Regions from separate parts of the Homo sapiens genome. Here region 2 is linked to region 1. A link is a contact called in ENCODE Hi-C or POLR2A ChIA-PET data. All regions are on one chromosome and are shown on one strand. The core of a region is the stretch at or near the end of the contact, and the rest is flanking DNA. Distances in the headings are between cores, read along the strand shown. Region 1 overlaps SLC14A2 (solute carrier family 14 member 2). Region 2 has its middle 19 kb from the start of ARK2N.

Region 1 (5,506 bases), core at 140-2,639:
ATATAGATTAAGGCAAGGACGCTCTTCTCTAGAGAACTCTTCCCTCTGCGCGTGGCCGGGGAGGGAGATCCTGCAGCTCGGGGGCCCTCACGCCACAGTGAGTGTGTACAGGAGACAGGCTGAGTGGGTTAGGCTTTGGGCTTAGTCTCCTGTTACCCAGGGCAGAGAACAGAATGAGGGCTCTGGCCTCACCATGCAGGGCAAAGGGGACAGGCGAGAGAGAGTTGCACATACAGAAGCAGCAGCATGGGCAGTTTTGTCCTCAGCCAGTTGCACCCTTCAGAGGGCTCTCAGTGGTCACAAGAGCAGAGGAAGCCGTGGGGACTCAACATTGCTGGGAAGTTTAGACAATCCCTCTGAAATTCACCACTTATTTATCAGAAACTCAAGGCTCTAATTTTAAAGGTCAAAAAGACAAAACATATGAGTCATTGTCATAATCCATTCAGTTGGCCAGAAAGTTACTTCTTAAAGAATAATGCCACAAAATTGAATTTTTCTTTCCTGGAACACTGGTGGAGTGGTGGTGGTGGTGGTGGTGGGTCTCAAGTGTTTGTACAGGATTATTCATTTTTTTCCATTTCTATAAAATTTCAAAATTTCTTCTCAACTGAAACTGTGACATATAGAATGCAATATCTAAAATCTGCATTTTCTGACATCATTTCCCCATAGCATGCCACTTAGAGCAAGTTTGTCTCCAAAAGATATTAATTGGGTAGACTAAGAACGGGCAGCTTAAGAAGCTGAACTGCCAGCACAGCACCTTTTCTTGTTTCTGGTCCAAGAAGGTCCTCACACACACAAAATGATCAAGGATCCGACTAACACAAATAGTTCTCAGCCAGGTGTAATGGTCCACGCCTGTAATCCCAGCACTTTGGGAGGCTGAGGTGGCATGATCGCTTGAGGCCAGAGGTTTGAGACCAGCCTGGGCAACAATGACAAGAGCGATCTCTACAAAAAAATATAAAGAATTAGCTGGGCCTGGTGGCACATGACTGTAGTCCCAGCTACTCAGAAGGCTGAGGTGGGAGGATCCCTTGAACACAGGAGTTTGAGGCTGCAGTGAGCTGTGATTGCGTCACTGCACTCCAGCCGGGGTGACAGAATGAGACTCTATCTCTGAAACAAAAACAGAAACCCCAAAATCGAATAGTTTTCTTGCTAAATACTGGTGCTTCTCAGTGTAAATTCAGGGCTCTTTCTACTACACCACGCTGTTGCTTACTGTGGAAAGCTAAGAGAAACGAGGCATCATTATTTTAGAGAAAGTTCCTTCAACAAGCCCAAGTGATTTTGTGGTCAGATGATGAGTTGCCAATAACGAAGTCTCAGAGTGAGCGCCAGACTGTGGAGCCGTTTCGTGTAACGGAAAGTAGGAGGGCCTTGGAGAAAACGTGCCTTGTTAGATAAGGTGGCTGGCTAATAGGCACATTTCTCTAGGCTGACTTAATACTGTGAGTGCAGCTTCTTATTAATCACCTTGGCTGACTTCCAGAGGTCAGGATTATATACAGAATACTTATTAAAAAAAACTTTAAAAGCTCTGTTATATGTTTCTTAATGAAAGAACACCTGTGCTTTAAAACCAACAGCATGGTGTAGTAGAAAAAGCCCTGAGTTTACACTGAGAAGCACCAGTATTTAGCAAGAAAACGATTTGATTTTGGGGTTTTTGTTTTTGTTTTGGAGATAGAGTCTCATGGAGTGCAGTGACACAATCACAGCGCACTGCAGCCTCAAACTCCTGGGCTCAAGCGATCCTCCCACCTCAGCCTTCTGAGTAGCTGGGACTATAGGCATGTGCCACCAGGCCCAGCTTTGGTGAGTGAAGGGAATAAACTCTGGAGGTTGGAACAACGACTTCTTAAGCCAATAGATGGTAGCATGATGTGTACGACTTGAATGATTCCGTGTGATTGAATGAAAGAAAATGCACAACGCAAGCTGTAAGCCTCAAAAAGACTTTTTAAACATCCACAAAGAGCCCAGGCTGGAAGTCAGGAGGCTGAAGTTCTAGTCTTGACTTTGCTCCTCCCTAATTGGCTGTAAGACCTAAGGCAGGTCTCTTAACGTGGCCGCAGTTTCCTTCTCTGTGCTATCATAGAGTGAGACCAAAACTAGCCCTTTTTGCTCTCAGAAGTAGAAAAGGATGGCAGCTCATGAGATATATATGTAGAATGCTTGGTACTGTGTAATTGTTAAAAATTATTACTTGTGGATGTTTCTGATGTGCAAAATATGCAAATGCCAGTAACATCCAGTGTGGACAGACCTGCCCTTCCTCCTTCCATGATACGTACCAAGGGCACTTGGACCTCTGACCAGGTGATGTTGGGCATGGCGGATGCAGGCTGCAGCAGCGTTGTGGGGAAGAAAAGGTTGTAGTGGCCCGTGGCTGCCAGGTACAAAGTCACAGTGATATTGAAGGGCAGTGTGAAGACTGGGAGGTCCCACTTGCTGAAGATGGTACCCAGGGCACTGGAGAGGATGGGGCTGATGGCAGAAGCATGAGAGATGCTGGTCAGGAAGCCGCCTGGTCATAACACTAGACTGTGCTGCAGTGGGGGCTCCCTGTGCCTTCCTAGAGAAAAGCAGCCTGCTGGGTATTCTCTGGAGCCTGACTGGCCCTGAGCAGGTCTTTCCCTGGGCCTCTTCCTCCCTGCACAGTGACAGGGTGGGGCACCCAGACTCAACTTCAGAAGAAGATATAAGGCAGGCAGTCTCAGAACTTCCTTCAGGAATCCTATAGCTCCATCCCCAGGCATCAGGTTGGGGAGGCCGAGGGGAGGGAATCACATTCATTCAACAAATGTTTTTTTGAGTGGCTGTGTGCATGGGCTTTGTGGCCAGGGTGCCCTGTGTTTTCTCAACATGGGGTAGAGCAGGCACTGAGGGCTTCCCCATGGCTGGGCCTTCAGCCTACCCTGGGAGGTGGTCTTGGTCTGCTCAGGGGTCCCAAGGATTTAGAAAAGCCGGGGTAGGGGAGGGTTGAAAAGATTTCCAGAAACTGACAGGACCCTATAGTGCAGCTCTTAACCAATGTGGGCCTCAGTTTCTTTCTCTGCACTCTGGCAGGGTGAGACCAAAAACCATTTAGATCTTAAAAGAATAATAAAGGGTGGTCGCTAATGGGATACTGTGTATAGACCTAGCATGGGGCTACCATGGTATAAACTTAGTTATTAGTCCAGTGGACATTTCTGATGTGCAAGCTAAATACATGCCACTTTAATATCACGTTTAGACAGACGGTCATGGGATTGGGATGAAAAGGTTGGTGGCCATTGATATGAACCCACAACCCTTCAAAAGCAAACTTACCAAGACATGGACATGATGATGACGGGTAGCAACAGCCACCAGTAGTAGTCACCTTTGTCTGAGAACACGGCCATCAGCAGCCCCACCAGCACCCCATTGTAGCCGTGAAATCCTGCAGCGATGGCCGACCTGGCAGGAGAGGGAGGGTCAGGTGGAGCAGGGGCTTCCCCAGGGCCCTTTACATTTTCCTATTGAGTCAGATTCTTTTTATCTGGGGCCTGACTACACACGCCTTCAAATAGACCACCCTTCTGGGAGTGGGGAAGGAAGACAACCCTATGAATCCTTCATATTTCTCTAGAAATATGTTGCTATGACAAAATAACCAGGGAACAGTCATTTTTAGTTGTCAGTGTCCTTATTTTGAGGATTTCTCAGCTGGGAAGAGGAAGAATGGTCCCCATGGGGAGTGACTTCTTGGCTACATGTTTGGACCCTGAGCCTCTGGGACTTACTTGTCCTGACTCAGGATGAGGGCTGTCAAGGTGGACATGATGGTACCCAGGCAGCCTGAGATCGCCCACCAGGGGTTCTGGATGAAGAGGCCGAGGATGATGAGGATGCCGCTGAGGGGGTTGTTCACAAACATCACTTGAGATGTGCCTCGGAGGACCCAGTCAAAGAACTGGAACACTGGGGACTTGTCTGAAATGGAACCGGGGCAGGAAGTAGGCAAGTGCTCAGTGTGGGCAGCCCTGGGTGGGCAGATGGAGGGTGTGAGGGAATCTGGATATCCGAAGTGGGTTTGCAGGAAGCCAGCCACCTGCTGTCACCTGCCACCAAAGATGGTAAACAAGGAACTCAAGAGAGCATCTGACTGCCAAGAAAACTCTTGAGACCCATCACCAGCCAGATGTGACCTCCAGGTTGTTTTTCTGGCAGGGGGGATTAGGTGCCCTGAGCTGCCTCTGACCCCTGTGGTGGTACCATGAATTTTCAAGAACATGTTCTTGCTGCATAGAGGGCATTAAACCCATGGGCTGAGCTCTGGAAAGATTGCTAAAGAGAACCTATTGGCATGGTAGACACAGTTCTCCCATGAACCATCCAGATGGCGTTTTTCTAGAATGCTGGCTCTAGAATCCCAATGCGAAAAACACCTGTCTGCAATATTCAGATGGGATATTTGAGATAGCAGAAGTGTTCTGTTCAGAAATGAGAGCTCATGAGCTCACACTCTTGCATGTATTGCTATTTATAGTTCAAGAGGCTGTATGTCTGTTTTAACAGCAAAACTCCCAGCTTCCAGGAAAGACCACAGTAACAGAGTGCAGTCTAGTCTAAGTCTAGTCTATAGGGAACCCCCATGGCAATGGGTTTCCTGGGGATGGGTGGAGGTGAGTTTTTAGGGTCAGGGTCAGTGTTGTTCTCATAGAATTTTACCTTTAAGTCCCTCTCCACACTCCTTCATCTCTCCTGTGATGTAGCTGAGGGCTTTGCTGACCCTTTTCCCACTGGCAGCCATGGAACTCCGAATCCAGGATGTCTTGGAAATGTTTGTTTCCACTTTTATCTCAGAGCTCTCCTCCATGGTGTCCAGATCCTGTCCAGGACAGAGATAGGCAAGAGTCTCCCACATTCGGTGGTTCTTACACTGAGAATTCATGTTTGTGGTCACTCAGGGACCAAATAAGATTGTCATTTGGTATTTCATTAAATTGCTGTTTAACCTCCCTGTTTCTGTAGATTAGACTGTCTTTTGTTTGACACATGACCTCATCTAATAGGTTAACTACCGTGAGGCACAGTAAGATAACATCTTTACTTTCGTTCTGTGGAGGAGGACTCTGGCAAGTGGAGGTTCTCATTTTCAAAGGTCAAGGTCAAACAGTAGAACTGAGATTAACCACAGATTTTTAGTCTTTTTTTTTTTTTAACATTAATACTCTTTCCAGAAGAAATGGCTTTCTCCCTGGCATGTCTAGTCTTTAAGATATAACTGTTCATAAACATAAGGGTATGAAATTGAACATGTGAAGATTCTGTTTTTGAAAACAGGCACCAGCTTATTTCCTAAATGCTTGAATACTGGGTTTAAAGGAAGCCTGATAATAATTCAAATACAAGGAATATGAAAAGTTACAAAGTAAACTGTGAAAGAGACATTTTTGTCCCAGGTAATTACATTTCAGAAAATACGAATGCAAGAAAAGTTTGCCTAAATCGGAGAACCTTGTTT
Region 2 (5,756 bases), core at 783-3,282, 490 kb before region 1:
GAACGGGATCCCCGTGAGAATACAGCTTATTCCTCTCCCTGTCCCAGGACTTCAGCCTGCAGTCTTCCACCAATCAATGATCTCCGCACTTCTGCCCACTCCAAAACCCTTAAGAACCCTAACCCCAAATTCCTTGGAGAGATGGAGATGAGGTTTTCTCCCATCTCCTCATTCAGTGACACTACAGTTAAACCTCTTTCTCTGCTTCAACCCGGTGTCTCGGCATATTGACTTGCTGTGTGCATCGGGCAAGCAGATGATGATGGCTCCACTAACCTCGTTTTTCCCTCTAATCTCCATTTTGTGCTGCAGCTTCTTCCTCACCCTTCTCTTTTGTATGGTGCCCCAGCTCACACCTTGGTCCACATTTACCCTCCAGTCATTGTTGCAGTTGCCTGTAGGTATCACCTGCCCCGGGGTTTCCCTCCTGGGACACTCTGGATTGCATGTGGACAAACCTAGAAGACAGAAGGAGTTAACATCCTATGGGGCAACCTTGACCCGAGGGGGCCAGAACTGGTGGATAAACATCCTCTATTATTTCCCTCAGACGAACAATTTTGAAGCTCGTTCTTTGGTTCTCTTTAGGGGCAAACAGGTGGACCACGCCCAGGCGGCCTCCCTGGAGATGAGCTTGATAAGGCAGCACACATTGGAATGGCTCTCCCTCCTTCCTTGGGTCACTCTCTCCAGTTCCTCACTCCTGTTCTGGGGTAATTCCCAAAATTAATGACCTGTGTGCAAGCTCTTGTCTGAGACTCTGCTTCTGTGGGAAACCCCAGCTGAGAGCTCTCCTTTCTCCCCAGGCCCCACTCTGTTTTTCCTTCTCTGTGCTGCTGTTTTTCTCCTCAAGTTCTGTTCTCCTCAGTCAGCCTTGGAGACACTGTGTTCCCAGGCAGGCTGCACATGACGAGGTGGGAGAGTACACCTCCACTTGGCTCACTGGAAACCAAGGGAACCAAGGTCAAGGAGGGCAGCAAGCACAAGAGAGGGACTACAGAGGGGAGGGGATGCTTCCAGCCCTGAGAAGTCTTCTTTGGAATAGAAGTGACTGGTCTAGCCTGAGAGAGAGTACGGCCTGATGTTCTTCCTGGATACCCTGCGCTCCTTGGATGTAGGCCTGGTGCTGGTTGGTGGCATGATCTGCAGGTCTCGGAGGATCCTTCCTGTCCTGCTCAGCTCACCTGGGCTTTCTCTGTGTGGGGCTTCTTCTCCAGCCTCCAAGTATACAACTTGACCTTGAGCAGCCCTCTGTTCTCCATCCTCACTGAAGACACAGCAGAAGGACTTTATTTACATTTAGTCTGTGGCAGGAAGGACCCATCCACTGAAGGGGTTCCCCCTCTGTGTCAGGCTTTGCTCAGGCTGTTGTAAGAACCTGTCACCATCTAGTCTCAGGAATGGTAAAACACTCCCCAGGCCAGGTGTGGTGGCTCATGCCTGTAATCCTAGCACTTTGGGAGGCCAAGGCCAGCCAGTTTACTTGAGGTCAGGAGTCCAAGACCAGCCTAGCCAATATGGTGAAATGCTTTTTCTACTAAAAATAAAAAAAAACAAAATTAGCAGGAAATCGCTTGAACCCAGGAAGCAGAGTTGCAGTGAGCCAAGATCGCACAACTGCACTGCAGCCTGGGCAACAGAGCAAGACTCTGTCTCAGAACAAAACAAAACAAAACACACTCCCCAAACGGTCACATTCCAAGCAACAGGTAAGGGAACAATAGAGTAAATTCTGGACTGATTCAAGCCTTGACAAAATTTCTAGGGTGGAAGAGTGAGAAGGAGAGCAACATTTCATGAAAAAACAAGGTCAGAATTTATTTGCAGTGAATAATACTCTAGCCCTCCAACTCAAGTATGCAAGAAACATCACTTTCTTCATTTCCTAGAAATCAATTTGATTTCTACTTTAAGGCCCCCACCTGGCAGGAGAATTCATACCAGTCATTGCTGAGGTTTCATTTGCCTTCCCCACCCAGGAAACCCCAGACACAATAGTTCTAAGAAGACATAGATGTGGCCAGAGGAACTTCCAGGTACAGCACTCAACCTAGTCTGCTCTATTGGGTAAGACGGGCATGAGGTCGCCTCCCATTAGGACTAGTGATAGCATAATAGAATAGAGTCCTAGAAACTGAGACAAGGAAGCTGCAAACTCAGCCTGAGCTCCTTGAGAAGGATTGACTCACTGAGGGGGAGAACTCTGAGCCATGACTCTAAGAATGACAAGAATTTTGCCTCATAGAGAAGAGGAAAAGCATTCTGGAAAGATGTCACAGTGGAATGAAAGGACTAGGTCATTTTGGGAATGAGTGCCCAGAGGCTGATACTCATTTGGATGTGGAGAAGGCAAGGGTAAGGGAGGAATTTAGAAAAAAGAAAAAAATCTCCTTTGAGACAAGCCTGGCCAACATGGTGAAACCCTGTCTCCACTAAAAATACAAAAATTAGCCGGGTGTGGTGGCACACTCCTGTAATCCCAGCACTTTGGGAGGCCAAGGCAGGTGGATCACTTGAGGTCAGGAGTTCGAGACCAACCTGGCCAACATTGCAAAACCCCATCCGTACTAAAAATACTAAAAATTAGCTGGGCATGGTGGCGGGCACCTGTAATCCCAGATACTCGGGAGGCTGAAGTGGGAGAATCGCTTGAATCTGGGAGGTGGAGGCTGCAGTGAGCCCAGATCATATAGCTGCACTCCAGTGTGGATGACGGAGTGAGACCCTGTCTCGAAAAAAGAAAAAAAGAACAAAATCCCAAGGAAGACTTATAACGTGGACTGTGATTTTTTTTTTTTCTCTTGCTAGGGTTGGGGCCTGTGTAATAAATAACCCTTTCTCTTTCTCTCCTCAAGTTTGGAAGCAACTAAAAAATAAGATGCAGGAAACAGGCGAACACTTAAATGTCAACTTTATGGCAGATCAAAGCTGGATTGGGGGACACGGTGCAAATGAGCAGCCTCCATGAACTTCCTATCCCATTCCTGTCACAGCAAATGTAGACAGACTATTCAACCAGTCACAGGAGCGCTGCCCTGTCTGAGCAGCCCAGAATCTACTCTCAGGCAAGTCCTAAAGAGAATACCTGGTGAGGCTTCCCACCTCAACTTCTCCCTTGAAATCTTCACACCAGAAGGTGATCTGGTTTCATGCTCTACCTCCCACCATGGTCTTGAAATATAAAGGAGGGCAGCTGACATGAGATCCATGGGGATTAATATTTCCTGGTGACATTTCAGGTAAAATATTGGGTGGAGAAAATATTACCGGATGGGAACCATTCTTCTTGCCGGGAGAGTCAGGCCAGAGAGACTCCAGGAATGTGGCTCCAATAGAGACCCCTCCACAGGGAAGCAAGAAGTAGGGGATGGAGTTTCCATTTCACAACCCATATCCACCCTGTGGGCACTCGCATTGTTATTGCTTTCTGAAATAAAGAACTACCTCACATCTGCGTAGAAATCAAACTTTTCAGAGTACTTTCACATCCATAAAACAAGAACATAGATACAAAGTAGAAGAGTTTTCTAAAATCATCTAAGCCTATTTCTCCTTTTACAGATGATAAAATTCAGGCTAAGAGCATTAAGAGACCAGGCAAGGTGGATCACCTGAGGTCAGGAACTCGAGACCAGCCTGGCCAACATGGTGATGGATGCCGGTAGTCCCAGCTACTTGGGAGGCTGAGGCAGGAGAATTGCTTGAAACTGGGAGGCAGAGGTTGCAGTAAGCCGAGATCGTGCCACTGCACTCCAGCCTGGGCAACAAGAGCGAAACTCAGTCTCAAAAAGACAGAGACCAGCCAAGGGCTACACAATTAGTGGTCACCTGTCTCTCAGCATGACCAAAAGTCACAAGTTCCTTTGGCTTTAGATCCCCAACACAAAACCTTCCTCCATCTTTGAATTCTCTTCTCTGCAGCAGCTATCCTGAAAATCAACACAACTGTTGGAAAAGAGGGAATGGAAGGAAAAGAGCTCCTGGGAGTGGCTAACTGCTCTGGGTGGACTCACGACGCTTAGCCTATAAAATCTATTTGTCTATATTTGCATTGCCGGTATTCAGCAGAGGGGCTGATAGAGTGCTACGTAAGGTCTCCATTCTGACGAACCGAATGAATGCTTGCATGAATAGATGAATGGCTGAAGAGCCAGAAAACCGGAGATAGGAAACATTTTTTCGGAAATGGGTGAAGAAGGATTCTTTAAACAGCAGAGCAGTAAACTTGGCATTGCTCAGAGGCCTGTGTTGGGCTTGTGCTCCGGCTGGCGCCTCTCCCCATTCTCCAAGCATCTTTAAAGGTCATCTTGGGTTTTTTCCTCTCCTCTCCTTCATCCCTGTATCAAATTTGTTTCCAAGTTCTCTCATATCTCCTTCTTTTCCATCTCTGTTGCTACATCCTGGCCTAGGTGCTTATCACTTTGTGCTGGCCTGGACTCATATGTTGGGGCAGGGCTGAGCACAGAGGCCTGGGAGGCAGTTAGGAGGCTATCTCCCTGCATCAGGCTGCAGCTGACACCTGCTTTTGTCTCCCCTCTCCCTCCACTGCCTGTGGCCTCCTCCTTATCGGCTACCCTCATGTGCACCTTCAGCCTCCTCCCAGCCAGCTCTCAGCTCTCACCAGGCCAGGCACTTCCCACACTTTCAGGCTCGCTCCACCCCCTCACCCGTGCCCTCCCCTCCCCCAGCCCCTTCCTCAGGTTTCAATTAACTAGCTGCCCATAGATTGCAGCAAATTTATTCTCCCTGAAATAGAAGTGACCCATAACAAGGCTTAATGAGATCATCCCCCAAGGAATTTAATAAGGGACAATCCCTTTAGCCAGTCAGATGAGCGTGTCAGCTGTGTGTGAGGGAGTATTGGGGGAGGGAAGGCAGACAGTGGGTGCCCCACCTCTGGGGTGTGTTGGTGGTCCGGGCCCCTGGGGCAGGCGGCAGCGGGTGTGGGAAGCAGAGAGACCTGGCAGACCGGCTGGGTGGGACAGCACAGAAGCACAAGCTCACCTACTTCAGAAGTGTGCCAAGAGCTAGCAGGAAACCTGATGCCCTCCCTGACTCAGCTTCCCAGGAGCTCCCCAGGGCAGTCCTAGAGGTCACAAGCCCAAGAGTTTTAGGTATCATGGGAGGAAGATTGCAGAGTGGACCCTTTGCCCCCCAGTAAATTAACAGAGGTGGGGATGGATGCCCAGCATGGTTGCACGTCCCTTACAGAGCAGGGGAAAGAGGACATTTGTTTTTCCTGCTCTTGAAAGCTGATCGCCTCTGCAGCCAGGCGTGGTGCCAGTTGTGGTCAGCGTCTAGCCTGCTGGCAGATGGGTCATCAAGGACTCAGGGTGAGTCCTCAGCTGTCTGCATTTTGCAGCAGCCACCTCAACGACACACCTCCTTGGCACCCACAGCCCCCCACATGAGAGCACTAGCCTGCTCACCCATTAGAGAACGATTCTTCCTTCTCACAACGGTGCAGCACTCAGCATCTGCCCATACAGAGTCTCCAAAAGCTAGAGCCTGAGAGGCTCCTAGGTGTGACCCGGTTCAACCATTTCCCTAATTTACAGATGCACAACTGGGACCCAGGGAGGTTAAGAGACTTCCCTAATGTACTGGCTTTCTGTGTTGCCCACAAATCATCTAAAAATGATTGTCATATAGCAGATTAAAATAGCACATACTTAGCGTCATTTCTATGGGTCAGGAACCTGAGCTCAGCTTAGCTGCCTCCTCTGCTCCATGGTTTCCCCAGGCTGAAATCAAGG

What was found. A loop is a pair of places that touch in the nucleus more often than their neighbours do. ChIA-PET counts read pairs that join two places held with the same protein, here RNA polymerase II (POLR2A). Pooled maps may share reads with other maps.
Region 2: a pooled map shows a loop between it and region 1 (4-fold over the local background). The contact joins two enhancer-like sites. A Hi-C loop is called at or near these places in 1 of 37 single-sample maps with no recorded cell type and 5 of 50 pooled maps. POLR2A ChIA-PET finds 5 or more read pairs at or near these places in 1 of 52 experiments (naive thymus-derived CD8-positive, alpha-beta T cell).

What each region holds. Positions count from the first base shown.
Region 1 is chr18:45,666,299-45,671,804 of GRCh38, reverse strand. SLC14A2 (solute carrier family 14 member 2) reads right to left here. Exons shown (of 20, transcript NM_007163.4): 13 at 4,711-4,870; 14 at 3,783-3,972; 15 at 3,328-3,456; 16 at 2,307-2,499. The region is part of intron 7 of LOC105372093 (a long non-coding RNA gene); the gene reads left to right. Among named protein-coding and RNA genes, the nearest start is that of SLC14A2, 54 kb to the right of the region's middle. Within about 2 kb of position 1,389, at least 8 of the 41 ENCODE cell types and tissues checked have a DNase peak (open chromatin) inside an H3K27ac peak, as active enhancers do.
Region 2 is chr18:46,152,192-46,157,947 of GRCh38, reverse strand. No RefSeq gene overlaps it. Among named protein-coding and RNA genes, the nearest start is that of ARK2N, 19 kb to the left of the region's middle. RefSeq lists a silencer at 1,857-2,063. Within about 2 kb of position 2,032, at least 6 of the 41 ENCODE cell types and tissues checked have a DNase peak (open chromatin) inside an H3K27ac peak, as active enhancers do.